Regions from separate parts of the Homo sapiens genome. Here regions 1 and 2 are each linked to region 3. The links are chromatin loops, found by intact Hi-C in ENCODE. Cell type or tissue: PC-3. All regions are shown on one strand.

What was found. A loop is a pair of places that touch in the nucleus more often than their neighbours do. Peaks named below come from ENCODE experiments on the same cell type or tissue, not always from the same donor. Only the 100,000 strongest peaks of a DNase experiment are listed, where the experiment ranks them.
Region 1: it touches region 3 in a loop (10-fold over the local background); 2 of 110 quality-filtered maps call a loop at or near these places.
Region 2: a loop joins it to region 3, with 6 times the contacts of the local background. A loop is called at or near these places in 2 of 110 quality-filtered maps.

Annotation. Positions count from the first base shown.
Region 1 is chr12:28,896,830-28,904,829 of GRCh38, forward strand. No RefSeq gene overlaps it. Among named protein-coding and RNA genes, the nearest start is that of FAR2, 250 kb to the right of the region's middle. In PC-3, no CTCF peak of the experiment used is centred here; a DNase peak (open chromatin) is centred at 3,342; H3K4me3 peaks cover 769 bases; H3K27ac peaks cover 1,687 bases.
Region 2 is chr12:28,766,484-28,774,483 of GRCh38, forward strand. All of the region lies in intron 2 of LOC105369711 (a long non-coding RNA gene), which reads right to left. LOC124902907 (a long non-coding RNA gene) reads left to right here and starts at 4,316. Exons shown (of 4, transcript XR_007063256.1): 1 at 4,316-4,373; 2 at 6,099-6,222. In PC-3, no CTCF peak of the experiment used is centred here; a DNase peak (open chromatin) is centred at 4,058; H3K27ac peaks cover 1,579 bases.
Region 3 is chr12:27,962,188-27,970,187 of GRCh38, forward strand. PTHLH (parathyroid hormone like hormone) reads right to left here. Exons shown (of 6, transcript NM_198965.2): 3 at 7,838-8,000; 4 at 7,207-7,329; 5 at 1,161-1,583. The coding sequence starts at 7,307. Among named protein-coding and RNA genes, the nearest start is that of PTHLH, 6.5 kb to the right of the region's middle. RefSeq lists enhancers at 6,695-7,205, 7,206-7,715. In PC-3, no CTCF peak of the experiment used is centred here; DNase peaks (open chromatin) are centred at 3,954, 4,874, 5,544, 6,924 and 3 weaker places; H3K4me3 peaks cover 5,891 bases; H3K27ac peaks cover 6,632 bases.

The DNA.
Region 1 (8,000 bases), 930 kb after region 3:
TTGCTTTAAATAGGAAAGAGATAGTATTGAAACAGTCCTTTTTAATTCTGAGCATAAATGTTTCATCAAAACCATGCAACCTCTACAGCAGTTCATTTTCACACACTCTGAGAATCCAGTAGAATGAGTAAAGAGATAAATGAATGTTGAACTACACTTTAAAGAAAGGATTAAATCAACCTTTCCAACCCAGTCATCAAGAGGAAAACCATTAATGATTTCAGTTTTGAAATATAAACGCAATGCAACATGGGCCCCTAATTATTAGTTTGTTAGAGTTGCTATAACAAAGTATCACAAACTGAATGGCTTGGACGACAGAAATTTATTTGCTCATGGATATGGAGACCAGAAGCCTATGATCATAGTATCTACAGGTAGCTTCCTTCTGAGGGCTGTGAGGGGAAGTTTTTTCATGTCTCTCCCCTAGCTCCTGGTGTTTTTCTGGAATTCTATTACATTCCTTGGTGATATGGTTTGGCTGTGTCCCCACCCAAATCTCATCTTGAATTCCCACGTGTTGTGGGACAGTGACCCGGTGGGAGGTAACTGAGTCATGGGAGCAGGTCTTTCCTGTGCTGTTAATGTGATAATGAACAAGTCTCATGAGATCTGATGGTTTTAAAAAGGGGTCTTTCCCTGCACAAGCTCTCTTCTCTTGTCTGCTGCCATGTGAGGTGTGCCTTTCACCTTCCACTTCAACTGTGAGACCTCCTCAGCCATGTGGAACTGTAAGTCTAAGAAACCTCTTTCTTTTGCAAATTGCCCAGACTTGGGTATGTCTTTATCAGCAGCGTGAAAATGGACTAATACAGTAAATTGGTACCAGGACTGGAGCATAACTGAAAAGAAAATGTGGAAGCAACGTTGGAACTGAGTATCAGGCAGAGGTTGGAACAGTTTGGAGGGCTCTGAAGAAGACAGGAAAATGTGGGAAAGTTGGAAACTTCCTAGAGACTTGTTGAATGGCTTTGACAAAAATGCTGATAGTGATATGAACAATAAGGTCCAGGCTGAGGTGATCTTAGATGGAGATAAGGAACTTGTTGGGAACTGGAGAAAAGGTGATTCTTGTTATGTTTAATGAAGAGGCTGTCAGCATTTTGCCCCTGCCTTAGAGATTTGTGGAACTTTGAACTTGAGAGAGATGATTTAGGGTATCTGGCAGAAGAAATTTCTAAGCAGCACAGCATTCAAGAGGTGACTTTAGTGCTGTTAAAGGCATTCATTCTAAAAGAGAAACAGGGCATAAAAGTTTGGAAAATTTGCAGCCCAACAATGTGATAGAAAAGAAAATCCCATTTTCTGAGGAGAAATTCAAGCCAGCTGCAGAAATTTGCATAAGTAATGAGAAACCAAATGTCAGTCACCAAGACAACGGGAAAAATATCTCCAGGACATGTTAGAGATCTTTGTGGCAGGCCCTCTCATCAAACACCCCGAGGTTTAGGAGGGAAAAATGGTTTCATGTGCCAGGCCCATGGTCCCTCTGCTGTGTACAGTCTAGGGACTTGGTACCCTGCATCCCAGCTGCTCCAGTCATGACTAAAAAGGGCCAAGGTACAGCTCTGGCTCTTGCTTAAGAGGGTGCAAGCCCCATGCCTTGGCAGCTTCCACATGGTGTTGAGCCTGTGAGTGCACAGAAGTTAAGAATTGAGACTTGGCAACCCCTGCCTAGATTTCAGAAGATATATGAAAATGCCTAGATTCCCAGGCAGAAGTTTGCTGCAGACCCCTCATGGAGAACCTCTGCTAGGGCAGTGCAGAAGGGAAATGTGGGGTCAAAGCCCCCACACAGAGTCCCTACTGGGGCACCACCTAGTGGAGCTGTGATAAGGGGGCCACTGTCCTCCAGACCCCAGAATTGTAGATCCACTGACAGCTTGCACCACGCACCTGGAAAAGCTACAGACACTCAATGGCAGCCCATGAAAGCAGCCAGGAAAGAGGTTGTACCCTGCAAAGCCAGAGGGGTGGAGCTGCCCAAAACCATGGGAGCCCACCTGTTGCATCAGTGTGACCTGGATGTGAGACATGGAATCAAAATAGATCATTTTAGAGCTTTAAGATTTGGGTACCCCGCTGGATTTCAAATTTGCATGGGACCTGTTGCCCCTTTGTTTTGGCCAATCTTTCCCATTTGGAACAGCTGCATTTACCAAATGCCTATACCCCCGTTGTATCTAGGAAGTAACTAACTTGCTTTTGTTTTACAGGCTCATAGGCAGAAGGGACTTGCCTTGTCTCAGATGAGACTTTGGACTGTGGACTTCTGAGTTATTGATGGGAAGGCCTGATTGGTTTGGAAATGTGAGGACATGAGATTTGGGAGGAGCCAGTGATAAAATGATATGGTTTGGCTGTGTCCCCCACCCAAATCTCATCTTGAGTTCCCACATGTTATGGGAGGGACCCAGTGGGAATTTATTGAATAATGGGGGCACGTCTTTCCCATGATGTTCTCATGATATTGAATAAGTCTCATGAGATCTGATGGTTTCAAAAAGGAGAGTTTCCCTGCACAAGCTGTCTTCTCTTGTCTGCCACCATGTGAGACATGCCTTTCACCTTCCACCATGACTGTAAGGCCTCCCCAGCCACATGGAACTGTAAGTACAGTAAACCTCTTTCTTTTATATATTGCCCAGTCTCAGATATGTCTTTATCAGCAGTGTGAAAATGGACTAATACACTTGGCATAAATGAACATCGTCCTAGTCTCTGCCTTTATTCTTACATGGCTTTCTGTGTGTGTGTGTGTGTGTGTGTGTGTGTGTGTGTGTGCATGTGTGTCCATGTCCAAATTTCTCCCTTTTATAAGGACACCAGTGATAATGGATTAGAGGTCCATTCCACTCCAGCATGACTCATCCACACTTAACTTATTAAATTTTCAATTACCCTATTTTAAATAAGGTCACATTCTGAGGTGCTGGGGATTAGGACTTTAACATATGAATTTGGGGAGGACAAAGTTTACCCATAAGATGGTTAAATACTCCCACAGCTACCTTTTCTCTTACAAACAGAGACAGCTTCTGTTGCTTCTGTGACATTGAAACACATATGGCAAGGAGGCTTCAGTTCAAGACTAAGAAATCCCCAGAAGTTAAGAAGTTAAGAGAATATGACATAAAAACAAAGAGAGTAGGAGTATATTTTAACAAGCTTACAAAGAAGACAACCACAATGACTAAGAGAATCCATGTAGAAGAATTTTTGCCACTTGCAGCTGCCCCCAAGGGGTCCACTCACTGAGCTTTGAGTGCCTGACACACTACTGTGGAATGAATTTAGTAAACTAATGAATGACTAGGGCAATCTTGCTTGACCTCTCAGGCTTATTTGCTTTAATTGTTCATTTGCTCCATCATGACACAACACTGATATTTTTTGGCTTACATGGTAATATGGTTTGACTCTGTCCCCACCCAAATTCCAGGATGAATTGTAATCTCCAATGTTCGGGGAGGGACCAGGTGGGAGATGATGAATCTTGGGGTCAAATTTCTGATTGTTTTTCTGGTGATAGTGAGTTCTCAAGAGATCTGGTTGTTTGAAAGTGTGTAGCACTTCCCCATCTTTGCTCTCTCTCTCCTGCCAGCCATGTGAAGATGTACTTTCTTCCTGTTCACCTTCAACCATGATTATAAGTTTCCTAAGGCCTCCCCAGAAGCAGAAGCCTATACAGCCCATAGAAGCATAAGCCAATTAAACTTCTTTTCTTTATAAATTACCCATTCTCAGGTATGTTTTTAGAGCAATATGAGAATAAACTCATACAGAAAACTGATACCAGAGAAGTGGGGCATTGCTATAAAGATACCTGAAAATATAGAAGCAACTGTGGAACTGAGTAATAGGCAGAGGTTGAACAGTTTGAAGAGCTCAGAAGAAGAAAGGAAGATGAGGGCAAGTTTGGAACTTCCTAGAGACTTGTAGAATAGTAGTGACCAAATGCTGATAGTGATTTGGACAGTGAAGTCCAGGCTGAGGAGGTCTCAGATGGAGATGAGAAACTTATTGAAAACTGGAGTAAGGTCACTGTTGCTATACTTTAGCAAAAAGACTTGCAGATTTTCCCCCTGCTCTAGGGATCTGTGGAAGTTTAAACTTCAGAGAGATGAATGAGGGTATCAGGAAGAAGAAAATTCTAAGCCGCAAATCTTTCAAGATTTGGCCTGGATGCTTCTAACAGCATGCATTCATATGTGTGTATAGATAGATTATCTGAGACTAGAACTTATATTTAAAAGGAAAGCAAAGCATACAAGTTTGGAAAATTTTCAGCCTGACCTCATGGTAGAAAAGAATAACCTATTTTCTGGGGAGGAAATTGGGGGAAAATGGTTTTGTGGGCCAGGCCCAGCGCCTTGCTGTTCTGTATAGTCTCAAAACGTGGAGCCCTGCATCCCAGCCCTTCCAGCTCCAGCTGTAGCTAAAAAGGCCCCAGATATGTCTCAGGCCACTGCTCCAGATGGTGCAAGCCAAAAACCTTGGCAGCTTCCACATGGTGTTAAGCATGTGGGTGCACAGAGGGCAAGAGTTGAGGCTTGGCAGGCTTTGCCTAGATTTCAGAGGATGTGTGAAAACATATGGATGTCCAGGCAGAAGTCTTCTGCAGGACTGGAGCCCTCGTGGAGAACCTCTACTAGGGCAGTGAGGAGGGGAAATGTGGAGTTGGAGCCCCCACATAAAATCTCCACTGGGGCACTGCGTAGTGAAGCTGTGAGAAGACAGCCACTTTCCTCTAGACCCCAGAATGGTAGATCCACTAACAGCTTGTACCATGTGCCTGGAAAAGCCACAGGCACTCAACACCAGCCTGTGAAAGCAGCCAGGAGGGCTGCAACCTGCAGAGCCACAGGGGTGGAGCAGCACCTGGCTTTGGGAGCCCATCCCTTGCATCAGTGTTGCATGGATGTGAGACATGGAGTCAAAAGAGATTATTTTGGAGCTTTAAGATTTAATAACTGTCTTCTTGGGTTTCAAACTAGCATGGGGCCTGTAGCCCCTTTGTTTTGGCAAATTTCTCTGTTTGAGAAATGTAATATTTACCCAATGCCTGTACCCCCATTGTATCTTGGAAGTAAGTAATTTGGTTTTGAATTCACAGGCTCATAGGCAGAAGGGACTTGCCCTGTCTCAGATGAGACTTTGGATTCAGACTTTTGAGTTAATTCTGGAATGAGTTCAGATTTTGGGGGACTGTTGGAAAGGCATGATTGTGTTTTGAAATGTGATAAGGACATGAGATTTGGGAGAGGCCGGGGTGGAATGATATGGTTTAGCTCTGTGTCCCCACCCAAATCTCATATTGAATTGTAATCCCTAATGTTGGGAAAGGGACCTGGTGGGAAGTGATTAGATCATGGAGGTGGATTTCCCACTTATTGTTCTCAGGATAGTGAGTTATCATTCATGAGATGCAGTTGTTTGAAAGTATGTAGTATTTCCTGCCACCTCCCCGCCCCCCGCCTTTTGCTCTCTCCCTCTCTTGCTGGCAATTTGAAGATGTGATTGTTTCCCCTTCACCTTCCATCATGATTATAAGTTTCCTGAGGCCTCCCCAGAAGCAGAAGCCTCTACAGCCCATAGAACTGTGAGACAATAAAACCTCTTTTCTTTATAAATTACCCATTCTCAGATGTGTTTTTATAGCAAGGTGAGACTGTTATAGAATAAGCTATAAAATTTGAATTCAAGATTAAAACTGTTATACAGATTGGATTGCAATTTTAAATATCTGAAACTTGAGAATATTTGTTGATTTAAGAATAGCCTGGAAAAATTGAGTCAGCTCAAGATTTTATCTAAGTGCATTTAAGAACAACTCAATAGAATGGGTATAAAAAGGAAATAGTAGCAAAGAACAAATGTATTTTCTGCTTATAATTTACTGAGTCAATGCCTTTAATCAACTACTTACAGTGACACGGGAGCATTTGGTATGCATAAAAATTGCAAATATTTTGTAAGACTGAAAATAGCCATATAAAAGCTATATTATATATGTATACATACTTGCTAAGGAATATATAGGTGGAGGTGGAGCATATGATCAGATTTGCCTTTTAGAATATCATTCCTTAAGAAGTATGAAGTAAAATTGAAAGAAGTTATATCTCAAAGTAGAATGACCAGTCAGAAGGCTATAGACCAACACATATGGCAACTCAACATATGTAGAATGTCACAAGTAAGTTAATATCTCCCAAATATTTGGTTCAGTGCCTTGGGCATTTACAGTCATGATCTTGTTCAACTACCATCTAAGAGCTAATAACTTGTATATTAGTTTTGACTATATTCCTCTCTCAACAATATAAAATATTGTAAATAATGGATTAAGTACTTATAGATTTATTTATCTCATCAATAATCTCATCAATAATGGATTAATTACTTATGGATTTATTTATCCTGTAAAGAAGAAACACTGAGTTAATCAATTTAGGGTGTTTTAGTGATATCAACAGAGATTATGTCTCTTTCCATTTTTCTTTTCTTCTAAGCCCAGCTTGCAGGCTATTGTCCTTCTTCTCTTGCCAATGGATACAAAATAGCTGCTGAATCTGCAGATCTTATGATCTCATTCCAGGTAGGAGAAGGAAAGGGGAAGTAGCAAAGGGCAGAAGGACAAAGGAAATGACAACCATCTTTCTCAATCAATTACACTTTCCTGAATCCCTTACCCAGCGAATTTCCAATTACATCTCATTAGGACTATGTCCTATGACATCCATAGCTTTGGTAGGTAAAAGCAAATGCAATTATATTTTCAACTTTTATCACTGTCTTGAATTTTCCCTTGGACTTCTAATCTGTATAGCTAGCTCCACCTGAATATCCCAGGGGCAACTCCAGCACCACAAATCTAATACAAACTGAATTCTCCTTCTATCCACATTTCTTCTCCTTAGATGTTCTGCAATCTAGTAAACATCTTAAGACAGAATTCTTGGTATGAGCTCAAATCTTCTTTCCACACACTATATTTAATTGATAATCAAGCCATGTCTTCTGCCTCCCAAATATTGCCTGAATTTTCTCTTTCTTTCTAATTCAAAATTTTTTAACTTAGTTTTGGCTCTTGTAGCTCTTGCTTAGAAAATTGCAACAGCCTTCTGACTGGTCATTCTACTCTGAGACATAACTTCTTTCAATTTTACCTCATACTTCTTAAGGAATGATATTCTAAAAGGCAAATCTGGTCATGTGCTCCACTTCCACCTATATACTCCTTAGCAAGTATGTATACATATATACATATAGCTTTTATATGGCTATTTTCAGTCTTACAAAATATTTGCAATTTTTATGCATACCAAATGCTCCCGTGTCACTGTAAGTAGTTGATTAAAGGCATTGACTCAGTAAATTATAAGCAGAAAGTACATTTGTTCTTTGCCACTATTTCCTTTTTATACCCATTCTATTGAGTTGTTCTTAAATGCACTTAGATAAAATCTTGAGCTGACTCAATTTTTCCAGGCTATTCTTAAATCAACAAATATTCTCAAGTTTCAGATATTTAAAATTGCAATCCAATCTGTATAACAGTTTTAATCTTGAATTCAAATTTTAAAGCTTATTCTTTTTCCAGTAAGGAGTTTTGTGATTATTGTTAGACCAACTCTACCTACACTATGAAGGATAAATATTTACAGTTTTTTGATTCAGGATATGTCTCCCATGGATAGCCCTTGCAACATGGTTCTTGATCACTAAATCCCACACTTCTACCTCAGAAATTATTTCTGTTAGGATTATCTCTCAACCCCAACTGGACCACTGGGGTAGGACCAATTTCAAGACTCAATTTTGGCTCTCTTCTGTAGGTTTTGTATCTCTACTCCATGGGATATACTTGACTTTTCCCCAGGTGTGGTGAAGGAGATGTTTATTTCCTCTGTAATTCTTTCCTCCCACTCTACAACTGGGCACATCTTCAGCCAGCTTCTTGCCTTTAAATATTTTTATTTTCAGTATGAGTTAGG
Region 2 (8,000 bases), 800 kb after region 3:
TTCTAAATATCCAGATGGAGAATCAGGAATGGAGAATGGCACTTTGAATTTTCCAGATCATTTGGAACTGAAGCCTAATAGACCAGAAAGAGAAATTTTCATCATGATATGCCTAAGTTAATCTGATTCCTATTCAGGCCAGACCTAAAAGGGTTTTTATTGTATGTTGTCTGCCAGGAATAGCTATTAAACAGAGGCGGCAAAGTATAATACCAATTATACTATAAATCTAGTATAAATACCAATTTTGGTATTCCTTATGTAATTAGATATTTGGGGCTATTTTATTAGTGAAAGAAATGCCTGAAAATGCAGGTGCTTGATTTGTAATTGCAAATGGATAAATAAACGTTTCAGTAAGAAGAGCTGAGACAGTCTTGAAGCAGTCTAATTCATCTGTGAAATGTTTTTCTTGTTATGATTCCTTAGATAGATTTCCTCTATTATTTTTTAACTATAAGGATGAAAAAATTTTAAATATTTTTTAAAACCCAAACAGATAGATTTAATTTAAATTACTTGTATTGCAGGTGATGAGCTGTGCAAACTGTGAGAAGGAAGTACCAAAGGAGCCTTTGTTCAAGGCTGAAAACAACTTAGAGAGTGATTAAGGGCACTTGCTTCATATAATTTCCTCTTTGTGTCTCAATTCTTCAAGGAAAGAAAGGCTATTGGTCTGCTGGCTCAGTGTCCTTTATATCCATAAAATAAGAAACATTTCTTTTTAGCCATATTTATTTGACAACTACACTCAAATGGTGTTGCTTAATTGTCATTGGCAATGATAAATGAATGAATCCTGCCTTAGACCATTTGTCACAATCTCTATATGTATATGTTGCATCTCTCTAAATTGACTTTCAAAGATAGAAGCTACATTTTAGCATAATGTTCTCCAGAAATTGTAGTATATGAGGTGATGGGTATGTTAATTAGCTTGATTTAATCGTTTCACATTGTAAGCATTGTCATAACATCATATTGTACTCCATAAATATATGCAATTAATATTTGTTAATTACAATAAAGTTTTAAAAATAAGCTACATCTTCATCACTTTTGGCCTCTCTTGTATATTTAGCATACTACTGAGCCAAGAGCAGGTACTCAGAAATTATCAAGAAAGAAAGAATTCCAACAGAGTTAAGAAATTCTAGTGGTCTCTCTCATTCTCTAAGATACACTTAGATCACAATACCTTGAGAAGAGATCTGTAGAATATGATGAAAATTATGAGGATTTTAGGTTAAGACTGTGGGAAGCATCAGCAAAAGCAGGATAGGAACATTGAATAGTTATTAGAGGAGATGGAAAATAATGAGTAAGACAGTCAAAGTAGGGTTTAGGAAATGGGCAGTTTAGGATCCAAGGAAGAGGAGTTTCAGAAAGAAGAGAATTGTCAGTTATGTCAATGTCCCAGAGAGGTCAAGTTAAGGAAGGGAGTCTCAAAATAGATCCTGAAATTAGCTAAAAAGGTCACTTTTGACCTCAGAGAAAGCTTTTTCAATAGAAGAGCTAACAGTAATGAGGTTAACAGTAGTGAACTAAAAATTGAGGGAGAATGGGCATGATGAAACATGAGAAAAGACATTCTTTCTGGAAGTTTTAAGTATTACAAGGAACAATTGGTGTTACTGGAGTTCACAAGAGGAAAAAAGCAGGGAAACGTCATGGAGAAGCTGTGAAGAGGGGAAGGGAAATTCATGACTCATTGGGAAAAGAGCATAAATAATAGTTTAAAATTCTACCCACATATGGGTAGAATAGGAAAGAGAAAAAGGAGAAAGACACTGGAAGATCATGGTGACAGAAGCAATACAACAGGATAATTTGTTGAGTGTAGGGAGGTTGGGAGGTAGATTATTTAGAAATGTCAAGTTTGTGTGATTAGGAATACAAACAACAGTGCCACGAAAAGAAATGGGGCACTTTAAAGAAAAGTACATTTTGCAGGAGGCAAGTAGTGAGATTATATAAGATCTATTGAATATGAGGTGCAAATGGAGCCTCTTGTTGTGGAAGTGGAGATGGCAATGGGAACTTTAGACTAAGGCAGTTATTTCATACCATCCATTCATTGTATCCTAGTGCTTAATTTCCTGGAATTTGAAGCACACAATGTCTTTAATTCACATTGTTGCAACATTCTTATTGCTACTCTTTATCAACTGATATCAAAGCACCTTTTCCAATCTACATCACTAATAGCCTTTATTGATAGTCATCTAATAATTTTCTACCACACAAAAGTACATTTCTGTTGTAATATCATATGTGACAGAGCCTAGACCACAAGTACCTGATTAAACATATCCCCTGACTACAAGACCCTCACTAGCTGCTTTCACTGGTGAAATCCTACTTACCCTTTGCATTAGTTTTCTTTTGCTGCTGTAACTAATTACCACAGCTAGTGGCTTAACACAACACAACTTTATCTTATAGCTCTGGAGGTCAGAAGTCCAAAATGGTCTCACTGGGCTAAAATCAAGGTACCAGCCAATACTAGGATTGTGTTCCTTTCTGGAAGAGAGAATTTGTTTCTTTGCCATTTGCAAATTCAAGAGGGTTCCCGCATTTCTTGACTCTTGGCTTCCTTTCATGTTTAAATTCAGCAATATGAGTTTCTCATATCACATCAGTCTGATACTGACCCTTCTGCCTCCTTCCCCAACTTTTAAGGACCTTTGTGACTACATAAAACACACTCAGATAATCCAAGATAATCTCCCCATCTCAAGGTTAGCTCATTAGCAGCCTTAATTTCATCTTCAACCTTAAATCTCTTTTCCCATAATAATACATATTTCTAGGTTCCGGGAATTAGGGTGCGGGCATTTTGGGGAGATCATTATTCTTAAGGATCACATTTAGGTGTCACCCCAAGCACATGATAACTCCCCAAGATAAAGTGAATCATGTTCTTCTCAGCTTTATTATTCCACACATAATGGCTACCTCTTTTTTTTTTTTTTTTTTTTGAAACAGAGTCTCACTCTGTCACCCAGGCTGGAGTGCAGTGGCATGATCTCGGTTCACTGCAGCCTCCTCCTCCTGGGCTCAATCAATTCTCCTGCCTCAGCCTTCCAAGTAGCTGGGACTACAGGCACACACCACCATGCTGGGGTAATTTTTGCATTTTTAGTAAAGATGGGGTTTTACCATTTTGGTCAGGCTGGTCTCGAACTCCTGACCTCAGGTGATCCACCCTCCTTGGCCTCCCAAAGTGTTGGGATTACAGCCATGAGCCACTGCGCCTGGCCAATGGCTACCTCTTATTCCATCTCTTAGCAAATTGTGCTGTGATTGTTTGTGTCACCAACTGACACCTTCATTCAGGGGAGCAAGGCCTTTGTTTTTCTTATTTATCTCTGTGTCTTCATTCCTCATCTACTTGCCTGGATTTCCATCAAAGTGTGTAGAAAACAGCAAGCTCTTAATAAAAAAAACTGTTGAGTTAACTGAGTGGAGGAAACAGAATATTGGTAGGGTTCTATGAGTTGGGTAAATTGTTTGCGAAGTGGAAGTGAATTTCAGGGCCATTTGGTGATAGGATAGGAATATATGAATGGAAGTCAGATAAATCTTTATCTTTGGAGACAAGGCTGGGAAATCACACTCAATGAAATAGGCACAAGAATTTAACACCAGGCAATGACTGGAATTTGTGTAATTTTATCTCATACTGTATTGTAATTTAGGAATTGCTTATTTATGAAATTTTGCTTCATTAGGAAGAAAGCCTAAAGTGAAAGTCAGGCTGAATGTACTAACATATCACAAAGAGGTACCATAATGATATGAAGTTGGGAAACCAATAAGTACATTTAGTTTGTTTGTTTTTAAGTATAGGTAACTAACACAAACAAGTAGATAAAAGAACCATCCCTGTTTATTCATCACTCCCAAGGGATATTGGTGTTTTGATTTAGATGATAAGGATAGTTCTGTTTCCTTCATAGTCTGAGCTGTCCCTTGGGTGGAGAAGGTCAATAGGTTGGGTTGTATAAGTATGACGCATATTTCCTTCAAGCAACAATCAATTTCCTTTTTTCGATTTTGTGCTTCCTACACGCCCTCTGATAAATAGTCTGGTCTCCCGGGGGAACCACTCACCAGGAAGGGAGTGCCCTGTTCAGATCTGACCAGTCCTGTTCCCAGCCCTGGTAGTGGTTGGACCACTGAAAATTAAGAAATCTGTGTCCTAGTTAATAGCTGTCTTCATGCGTGTTATTAGAATGAATCAATTTTCCAGAGCCTACTGGGCAGTCTAAGAAATAGAATGTACCTAAAAACATATTGTCCAAGACCAGCCCCTTGCTCATAACCAGCCCAGGAGGATGTAACCCTCTATGAGTCCTGTCTGTACTCAGGTATCTGTCTGTGAGTGCTACTGTGACAGTTAATTTTTTGACTAATATAGTTATACCAGCTAGCTGATGGTGTGATTTCATGTGGCAGGCAATAGATAGCCATTGTACCTTCTTAAATCATTAGGGAAGTAAGCATGGTGAAAGTGGAGCTTCAGAGGGATTTAATCTGACCTTGCTGTGTAGAAAGGATTAAAGGGCTACAAAAGACTGGGTAGTCAGTAAGGAGACTGTGAAAATATTTCCTGAAGAAGAGGCCCTGGAAGAGAGGGATGATGTTTAGACATTATGAAGGAAGAAACTGACCACTACCATGGATGTGGGGTATGAAGAACCAGTATCAGCCTAAGATGACTCTTTGATTTTGATTGTGGACACCAGCGTGTGGCTAATATGACAGAATAATTAATCAGAAACTTAATAAAGGTTTTGGTGGCCCCTAAATTAAAGGTATAAAATAATTTCAAATATAATTGTTTTTTGAAAAAAAGAATGTCAGGTAAACTGTTTTTTCCAAAAGATTTATTAGCAACAACTCATATCAAGGATTAATATCCAAACTTTTGAACTATGATTATCAGTTTCATTTGCTAAGCTCTCATTTGCTTTTTAAAAAATTAATTCATATTAGGTGAAAAATTATTTCAGGGAGCAACTGCAAAGTTCAATATAGTCTCTGACATACAGTGCTTAGTAGGAAACATGTTACTCATATCATTTTCTACTAAGAGAATAATAATGGCATTTTAAAAAATTCAATTGCCTATTGTGAAAGGCAACACTAAATGATGGATATGTACCAAGTCTCTTTCTAAGTTATTCTCATTGTGTATAATTATGCAAGAAATCTTTTGTAAAACCATGAGGAATTCTAACCAACACCTAAGAAGCTCGTGCTGTAGATGAAATCTCATCAAGTTTTTAGAGCCCTTGATGATGCCAACCCAGGTAGCATCTTTAGGAGACTTGTATTTCATTTACAATCAAAATCACATTAAATTGTGTGTAAACACTCTGGCTGGACTCCACATCCAATATTCTTTTCGAAGTCATATGAACACAAAAGTAAAGCTAAAATAAGTAAATATAATTCATAAAGAACAAGAGCCTCATTGTCTGGCTTGGCAAATTTACCTGAAGCTGTTCTCTTTCTCTTTCACATACACACTCTTTTTTTAAAAATCCTTAATTGAAAAATTGAGCCTCCGGCAGCCAAAACATACACTGCAAAGCTAAAGACGTTTGGGCATTGGCATTTCCAAGAACCTGGCACTTGTGACTGCTGTAGCTAGTTTTCACACTGTGAGGCTGCTTTTGATTTATTGCTGTCATAAAATGAGACTAGGTGTAGTGTTATGATGATTTGCGATTTGTTCCTAACTCAAAGGGCTCTGGTGGCCTCTTAAACTTATTAGAACAACTTCTATTAGGAAAATGGAACTAATATGACAGGATTCATTCCTTCAGGTCACACAGAAATGGTGGGGGGTTTGCCTCCTACGTGTGGGGTTTGAGCAAAGGGGGAGAATAGAGAGACAGAGGGAAGCAATGGGAAGCAAGAAGAAGAACGTGGCCCCCTAGATGCCCTTACTCTAAAGCATGCATTTTAGGGTTGTTGAGGTTCAGCAGCAGGTATTTAGGCCTTTCTGTGTGCAATTAAAGATATTTCTAAAAGATCATTTAAATCCTCATTTTATTTGCTCCTCCTTATATTTTTCACTCCCCTAGGAGGGTTTCAATGGGATGAGTTTCCTGCCAACACTTGACAACAATATCCGTGCTGGGTCATGGCAGTTTGATTGGACATCAGGGAGAAAAAGGCTCAAACGGGCCACCCAAGACCTCAGCATGAGTGAGTAATTGTAAAAGGCTCCCCACCACGTGTGTTAATACTTAGAAATACAGAACTAAATGTCAACACTTTTCCTCTCCCGAGAGTGCTCACATCTGAGCATGGAGGCTGAGGGTAACACCATGCCAGCCCAGAGTTCAGAAAAGAAAGTCTATGTTATCTGTTTTAAATCACTTGTCAAAAATGAGTTTTTCTTGAGCTCTCTTCTTAGGGGAGGAAAAATATAGAAGAGCCTTTGGCATTAGCCACTTGCCTTGGCATTGAGTAGCAGCCATAAACACTGAGAATGGGCTCCCCATACCAGAATGGCTAACACATCCATCCATCATCACTCAAAAACAAAGCATTTATAGGCAGAAGATTGGGTGGGTATTATTATTCTGCTGTTTTAATCTGCAGCAAGCCTCAAGAATTCTCTAAACCTCAATTTTCTCACAGATAAAAGGCAATGTAATCTTTTGTCCATCTAACAGGTTTGCCATAAGGAACAGTGATGCTGGTCCTTGTTTGTGTGTGTGTGTGTGTGTGTCTGTGTGTGTCTGTGTGTGTCTGTGTGTGTGTGTGTTTTCGTGGTGGAGAGGAACTTCTGCAGTGTCAAAGTGGCATGGCTGTAGCAAAGTTGGAAAAGAATCCTGTACCCACTGAAGAGCTAAATCAATACCATTCGTAAAATCTAGCCACTGCTAGAATCTTAACTATCACTGGAGAGACAAAAGAATTAAGTCCCTTGGCAACATGGCGAACAAGAAATTGCTTAGGGTCTTACACAACACAGCTTCTGCAAAAGAGAAGTTAAATTGTGGGAAACAGAGATATGCCATGTTTCTACTTTAATTCCCAAAGTTTTTCCACCAGTTAGTGTGCCAAAAGAAAGGATAGCACTGTTGGCAAACCCTAATGATAATCTTAGCTTGTCTGACCTCTGTCTGTGCAGCTTGGTGGTGATTCTGCATGACAGGCTGTGCAAAGCTCTCTGGCAAGGTTTGGTCAATTTTGATCAACCCCCCCCCCCAACACCCCCAGAAATAAATTGTCTTACCTCAATTTGGTTTAATGGAAATAGCTCTTTATCAGGCACCAGAATAACCCAGTTCTAGTCTAGCCATTAACTCTTAGCAAATCATTTACCCTCTTAGCCTTAGTTTTCTAGTCTGTAAGGTGTGTGTGTTTGTGTGTCTGTGTGTGTGTGTGTTGGGGATGAGGTGATAGGTGAGTGGGTAAACTAAGTGTTTAGGTTCCTTCTCAACTCAGACATTTCTGATGATGATGTCCTAATGCAGGGATGGTATAACAAAATAGATACAACATGCATAGTCTGGCAGATGAGGAATATTTTAAATAGCTACCAATCATTTAGCATTTTGTATGTGCAATAAACTTTTCTTAGTAATTTGGATGCATTATCTCATTTCCTCTTCTCAACAACCTTAAGAAATAGGTGGTATCACTACACATGCTTTACAGATGAGGAAACTGAGGTATAGAGAAAGATTGATTTTTCCAAATAACGTATCTAGGAAGTAGGAGATGCAACATTTCAGCCTAGGTCCTTTGGCTCCAGCGTTCATGTGCTTAAGCTCCAAACTATAGTGGCTTTCTGCAACATATTTGTAAAAGAATTCTAAATCATCAATGGAAATAATTTCATGATTGATGTTTGCCTAAGTCTTGGAAGTGTGGTGTGCTGAGTGTCCACCCATGCTGAGTGTCCGCTGATCCTGGGGATAGTATTAATTCTCCAGCAGCATTCCTGAATTATCGAACCCAGAGGGATATTT
Region 3 (8,000 bases):
GATTAATATTTGCCCCACTTTTTGCCTCATAGAAACATACCCCCCTAGATAGATAGATAGATAGATAGATAGATAGAAATAGATTATAGATAGGTAGATGGTACAATCAGAACTAGTTCCAAAAACACCAAAATAATATGTTGCAATTTATTGAGTGTTTACTATATGACAGATATTTAGTCCACATATAATCTCATTTAGTTGACACCAAACTCTATGAGGTTGGTACAATTATATTTCACAGAAGATGTAAGTGAGTCTTAGAAAGGCAGAGTAACTTGCCCTAGGTTGTGAACTTAAATAAATTCAGACCCAAGACTTGGCCCTAAGTTATTTGATCCCAAAGTCTAGGAGTGTCATTATTACCTCAATCTGTGAGCTAAGGATAAACAAGCCACATAAATGTGAAGTTTTATTTTTCCTACGGCATTACCCTAGAAAAATTATTTCATCTTGCCAATGAACAAAAAGATACATGAGAAAAACCTATATCCTTGTAAGTTAATACTTAAACATTTTCAGAAACCATTTATTTTGTATGAGCTGGTAGAAACCAGAGTTAAATTTAATTAAACAAATTTAAGGCATGTGTTTAAAACATAATTTAAGTTCTTTACATTAAAATAAATTTGAGATTTAATTAAATACATTTAATTAAATAAAAAGTGTGAATGGCTCAGAATCGTTTATGACATGATGCTGTTCTGCAGTGTTTGTAGATAATATCAAATGCTTCTATATTCTCCCTTGAAGTGAAAGAACGTAAGAAATGAAAAACACTGAAGAAAGTTTGCCCAGGTGTGAGAGTAAGGGGAAGAAACACACTTCTCCAGCAAATTATGAAGATGGTCACTAGCTTCTGAAGCTTGAATATGAAATTATTTGGTAGAGTGGTAAAGGATTGATGTTGGGTGACGGTGGAGAAAGAGGAATGGGCTCTAGCGCCTCTCTATGGTGCTGGAGGACAGGGGTGTGTGTGGTAGGGGGGTACTGCTTTAAGGCAGACAATATTCTGAGTTATTCTCTGTCAATTGCTACACAATCGATAGAGATACATAAAGGGAGAAAATTCTAGGTTTGTCCAAGCCAAGGCAGAAGGGAGGCTCCAAAACCCAGCTGAGAGCACCCCGCTGAGGCTACGGGCCAGAGAAGCCTGTTACCGTGAATCGAGCTCCAGCGACGTTGTGGAGGTGTCAGACAGGTGGTCCCCTTCTAGCCCACTCCCAGTCACTCCAGAGTCTAACCAGGCAGAGCGAGTTCGCCGTTTTTTCTTTTCCTGCTCCTTGCGTTTCCCGGGCTTGCCTTTCTTTTTCTTCCCAGGTGTCTTGAGCGGCTGCTCTTTGTACGTCTCCACCTTGTTAGTTTCCTGAGTTAGGTATCTGCCCTCATCATCAGACCCAAATCGGACGGGGTGGTTCTTTGTGTTGGGAGAGGGCTTGGAGTTAGGGGACACCTCCGAGGTAGCTCTGATTTCAGCTGTGTGGATTTCTGCGATCAGATGGTGAAGGAAGAATCGTCGCCGTAAATCTTGGATGGACTTCCCCTTGTCATGGAGGAGCTGATGTTCAGACACAGCTCTTTTGCTTTGAAAGAAAATATTAGAGGGGAAGAAAACAGTTAAATTTTAGTTGCTGATAGAGACAACAAAGACATGAGTAAATCTCTTTAGTTTTCTAGTTGGTCCACCGTAAGACACAAGCTGGATGGGTAGCAAGCTCATTGCGCAGGGAAGGGTAACCAGTGGGAAGGAAAGAGCTGGCAGTTGGAAGGCTCCAGCTCATGGTCCCAGTTCTACCACTCACTAGGTTGTGACCTTGGTGGGAACATGAACATTCTTGGGCCTCATGGGCTTCAACTGTATAAAAGGAAGGGGTCAGAGACAGTGATTTCTATACTTCCTTCCCGGTTTAAAACATATGATTCAGTTATGATCAGAAATAGACAGAAACCACGGAGTATCTCTTCACATTTTTCAGAGTTCTGCTGAGAAAATAAATCTAGAAGTCCCAGCCTGGGAAATAAAAGGCAGCTGCTTTTACCTGAGTATTCTCTCTCTCTCTCTCTCTCTCTCTCTCTCTCTCCTCTCTCTCTCTCACACACACACACACACGCCCCATTAAGAAAATAATAATATTGAAACAGCAAGCCGTAAGAGTAAAAACAAACAAAGGCTGAAGGAGAAGTGAGCAGTGTAGCCTGTCTAGGAAACCATCTGATTCACAGACTGAACTTTAACATTTTAGACTACTGGCTACCAAGAACATACATTTGAAGGCCAATCGTCAGAGAGAGAGAGAGAGAGAGAGAGAAAGAGAGGGAGAGTATGTGTATTTTTCTGTAAAGTAGTGGGTGGTCTCCTTAAAATGGGTTTCTTTGTGTGCTTAAATGAGCTCATTCTATTTCTTCTGTGCTTCATGTTTTTTTTTTAAATTTAGAACTTCAGAGAGTATGATCCTTACTACTTAGTTGAGAAGTTCACTTTTCTACTTGCTCTCTTTGTCTTAAAATTCTCTAGGAAAAAATATAAAGGATTTTTCTATTTAAATGACACTCTAATGAAAATATCGTGAGAAAGAATAAACTAATTCTCTATCAATCCTTTTAGATAACACCCAAACTCTTGCTTAAATGTCCATTGTGTATTCTTTTATTATTTTGTGTATATTATTAACCATATTTACGGACTGCATCTGTTAATCAGTCATATCATGCCTGCTTCAACTCTGCATTAACTCCAATTTCTACCATTGGAATAGTCCTCCAAACTGGCCCATCCTCAAAAGCATCTCAAAGTGTTTCCCAGGGCTACATCCCATGTACTCTTACTTCCCTGAAACAATGGTGTCTGGGTCCTTTGTTGCCTTTGTTGGTGCAATGTCTTTAACTCCTCAGAGAAATATGGCAATCATAAATAGCATTATTACTGCCCCCATTGTATTCATGGGGAAAGTGAGGTGCAGAGAGGTTAAATGACTTGCCCTAGTCTACACAATGAGAACTGGCAGAGCCAGGGCTCCAAAAACTAGGTCTTCTGATTCTAAAGCCAAGACTGCTTTTTCAATTTCCTCAACGCTTTCTCCTGCCTAAGCGGAAGCTGAAGCTGAAGTCCCAGCCTGTTCCTGTGTTGAGGCAACACGGTAAGGAGAGTACAGGGTATATGCATGGGGCATAGAGTAACAAGCCACCACAATAATAGGCAGATTGGACAGAAATTTATCAGTTTCCTTGAAGATCAAGCCTATTGCCCAGAAAGTTCATTTTCATCATCAAATTTAGGAACTACAAGAGTTTGGATTATCACTGGATGAATGAGTCAAAGAAAAGAGTAAGAGATGAAAATACAGTCATCATTTCTCTGGCCCTTCTAGCTAGAATGTCAGCTACCTTCTAGTATTTTAGTGTGTGGACTGACTTGAAGCCATGTAGCTCATTCAAAAAAGACATGACTTAATGGAAAGGAATTTAACAGGAGCCTGGTTTAAATGAGGCATGAAGGAGTCTCTCTTTCTTTTAGAAGGTGCCACATGTGACTAGATTAAAATTCACTTACTCTGCGGTAATAGTTAGTATTCTGGAAACTTTTAAGAATCTACAAGTTTGAGGCTTTGGTACAAGGTATTTATATCCTTTAATAACATTTATAAAATAATAGGACAGATATAATTGCATATTTCATAAGCACTACAGTTTAATAAGTATCTTTTAGCAAAATGTCACATTAAAAAGCAGTTCTTAACCACTGATAATTTATAGTATTGGGGGCTTTTATTTCTTTCTCTGTTCCTGGCAGAAGCCCTCGTCTTCTGTATTGCTCTCCAAATGGATAAAGTGTAGCCCATTTTAGCTTAACTTGAGGCCAAAACTTTTAATGGTTGGTCTATTCTAATTAAGCCACCATTGCTCATATGCCCCTTCTCATGGGCATATGTGCTTGTCATCTTGGCCAGCCTGTCAACTGTGAGTCACAGTGCCTTCCTAACTCAAGCTGCATTTTCCCAGGATAGTTCTCTTGGGAAATGCAGTGATCATTCCATCCTTCTAATTTATAAAAAGCCTACAATATGGCACAGCTTTGTTCAATTTAAAATAGTACATTGCTTACGAGGGACAAAGCTTTTCATCTGCCTTTTGGGGGAAACTGTTAGTATCTTGGAAAACACAAGTTTTCTTAAATGCTAAATTGGAAATGCTGTTAGACACTTTACTTAGTATTTCAAAAACTTCTGCAATTAAAGTATTGTGAAGAATGAATCTCTCACTAGGCAGTTGCATTAGAGGATCAGGAATATAATGGCATCAGTATAAACTAGGTATACAGAGGTAGTGAGTAATAAATTCAAATTAAGGACGTTTTCAATTTAGATAACTCTGAAATATTTAAGTTGTAAATATGGCCTCAATAATAGTCTTTTACTCAATTTGTCTGTAAACATTACATAGCACTATGGTTCACATGACACTTACATACCTAAGCTCCAAAATGGAAAAACAGGTAGGTTATGTATCATGTTCTCCTTTGATTATTGTAAAAAAAAATTGCAAAATTTTGGGGAAATGCTTATCATAGATAACCCTAAATTCAGCCCAAACATAGTTCTTCTCCTTTAAAAAAAAAATCACTCCAAGGGAGTTTTTAGGGAAGAAGCTTAGATTTCTAAGGAACTATCAAGGAACAGAGGGCATAAAAACAGTGATGGAAATTCCCTTTCCAGCACAGGAAGAAGCAGTATGCTTGTACTGATGCTAGGCTTCTAAGGACGGACTCTGTGTTTGAGAAGAAAAGTTCTGTGGTACATGCAAGAGACAGGGTTAGGGTGTTAGAGTTAAGATGACTCACCAGAAGGTCCTTCCAACCCAAATGACTCAGTAGAAAGTTATGCTTTTCATTAAATGGAATAGACCCAGTCTGGCTCCTAAGCAAATCAGCCAATGACGTTTTAGGTTTCTGAATCTGTGGAGTTCCCTCTCTAACTTAAACATAGAGATAGCCACCTGCCAGAAGCCTTGTTCATCTGCACAAGAACATCCATAGGCCTCACTTTCCAGTATCCAACTTGATCATGCTCTAGCTCCATTAATTAAAATCTTTGGGATTAACAGGTCAAAAAGACTCACAATTTGTAACTGCTTCCTTTGCATGGTTTAGGAAGTCTTATTGTTATAGTAATTTCCTCTCCCTTAAAAGTTAGCATCTAGTTAAAAAAAAAATCTATACTTCTAAAGCAGTTTCCCTAATACTTGGTGTGAAAACCGGGGAGTAATATGGTTTGATTATATGTTAAAATTTCTTTCAAGAAACTAGCTTGATTTAGCATAATGGTAGACTTATGTTTTGTCTAGCACACAAAATTTACTGTTACTTGGCAGCAAGACAAAAATAATGACTTGTTTTTAAAAACTCCATTTGGCTATGATAATTTGATGAAACATCTTCATCTACTGATGATTTCAGCCTCCATGAAAAACCATGCCTGTAATGTGATGATCTATTACCCATTAACTATGAGAATGTTTTGTGGTAGTTTTATAACCATCTGCTGAGTGTGAGTGTTTAACTACAATATTATATTTCACCCACAAACAAAACTATAACAGTCGCTGGCTGCTAAATGGTTTCTGATGTGTGTTTTGTAAGGTGCAACAAAGAAAGAGTTAAAAATAGCCTTTAGGACAACTTAGCAGTATTTTTATGCCATAGTTGTGTATATAATCGTGAATCATTTGCTGTTTCTCAAAAGAGAAAACAGGTATTTCTTAAGCAACTTTAAAGAAAAAATTGGCTCTGTTCCAAGGTAGTATTTCTTAGCCAAATAAATATAGTATTTAAGTGTGCTTTTAAAAATTCAGTCTTCATTTCTATTTATGTATGAATTTCAAATTATTGAATTTAAGACAAGTTTCAAAATGAGCAAAAAGTCTGAAGACAATTTTCAGAAACACATCGGTAAAATGTTGATCTGAAGAATACAATGCAGCCTTATCTTCGGTATAATGTTCTACACAATTTGCCTTAGGAGATTCATAATAGATTTTCATTTTGATGCCAAGGTTCCGACATGTCTAAAGTAATTTCATTTAAGGATTTTCTCCTCTAATAATAATAGACCACAAGCACGTATAAAACAGTTGCCTTTTTGTACACCCTCGGGAATTTACAAGGAAGCACCATAAACCTGACTGTAAATATTAGATACTGCTATTTTTATTGTTAGTGTAAAAATTTGCCTTAATTCCTTCTCCAGAGTCAAACGCATCTCAGTTCTCGAACTTTATAGTTTTCCCATTCTGAACACTGAGTCTGCAGTTTAAAGATCACCCAACTATGGTGTTATACACATTAGTGAACTGCTAGGTCCAACAGATTATTAAGATCATGTTACTCTATCACTCTTCCAAGTTTTCAGTCACACGACATAGTGATATTTCTCTGGTGTGCTTGGATGTATGATTATTTCAAAGTTGAAGTTATCATTAAAAGAATCACCAAGTGAGAATGCCAAAATACAAGTTTTCAGTCTACAATGCAAATATTTGACTCCAGATTAAAGAACTGTTAGCAATAACTCCAAGAAAAAAAAGGTTCCACACCTAAAATTCATTTTGGAATCAAGCGCTCTAGCGTTCCTGAACTGTATCAATACTAACATTGGAGTCGTGCCACTGCAAAGTTGTTGCTACTTTATTATATAATACGCTTTTATTATGTAATGTGTTCCTATTTTATATGCTTAAAATTATGTCATTCATAATAAAATTAGATGTACGGCTTTTGCTTTTTCACACGCAAACCGCCACCCACATTCAGTATGTATACAAGCGCGCAGGCCATACGTCCCCAGGACCGCTCAGCTTCCTCCGAGTTTCAGAAGCTTCCCGGGTCCTGACAGTAACCACCACCCCCCAACTTTTTTTCTTTTCCACTAGAGGCAGAGGATCTTTCCCTAGAAGAGATTCTGTGAAACGCTCCCTCTTATGGAAACACACATAAAGTCTCTCTCTTGCCTGTCTCCCGTTGAAGATCAACCAGTTCTCCTGCCAGGTTTGAGGACCCGGGCTCAGGCCCCGGCAGGTATCCGGGATGGTCCCTCTCCCTAACCCGGGCAAGGAGCATCGGTGACCGCTGCAAGCCCTCGGCAGCATCCCAGCTTGGCAGCCCCTCCCCCTGGCCTCCCCAACCCGGCGCCCTGGGGAGGATGGGGCACTTACAGGCGGCGGCTGAGACCCTCCACCGAGCGCCCGCAGGAGGGCACCGCGTAGCTCAGCAGGAACACCGCGACGCTCCACTGCTGAACCAGTCTCCGCTGCATCGTCTCCGCTCGCGCTCGGGACCTGCAACAGAAGGGAATGGGACCCGAGTGTCAGTCTGGACTCTCCATCTCCCCGCACTACTCCGCTCCCCCTTTTTAGCCCGCTCTCAAAAAGCCTCTTCAACATCAAGGGCATCTCCCAAGTTGAAAAGAAAAAAAATTTCTCTGGAGCCTCTCAGCACTTACTTATTTAGCAACCGGCTACTCCAACTGTGCTTTCTCCAAACCACACAGCCAGAAAGAGCAAAAAGGGAAAAAAGAAACAAATCAGAGGCGCTTCCTCTGAAATAATAGCGAAAATAAAATGGTTTTATATATGCATCAATGATAAGTAGTGTGTTTACACGTCTCCCATAGCAATGTCTAATTAATCTGGCCAGCAGTTCTCCTGGGTTCGTGGAACAGGGCTAACCGCCTCCTAAAAGAAGAAAGTTTCCCCCTCTGAAGTCAGCTTCTTTGCGAACCAGGCCCTTTCGTTCCAGAGCCACTTGTAGCGAAACCCACATATATATACATAGCTGTCTGTCTACCTCCTCTGGTGGGCTGGTTGCTTCCGGAAAGTTGATTCCACACACCCTGAGAACAAGTTTCAAGTGCGTGTGTCGTCGATCAGGAGGGCCAGGTGGCGGCGAGGGCGGGTCGTTAGTGGCAGCCGGAGCGGCAGGGAGGCGGCAGCCCCGCTTCACGGGCGGG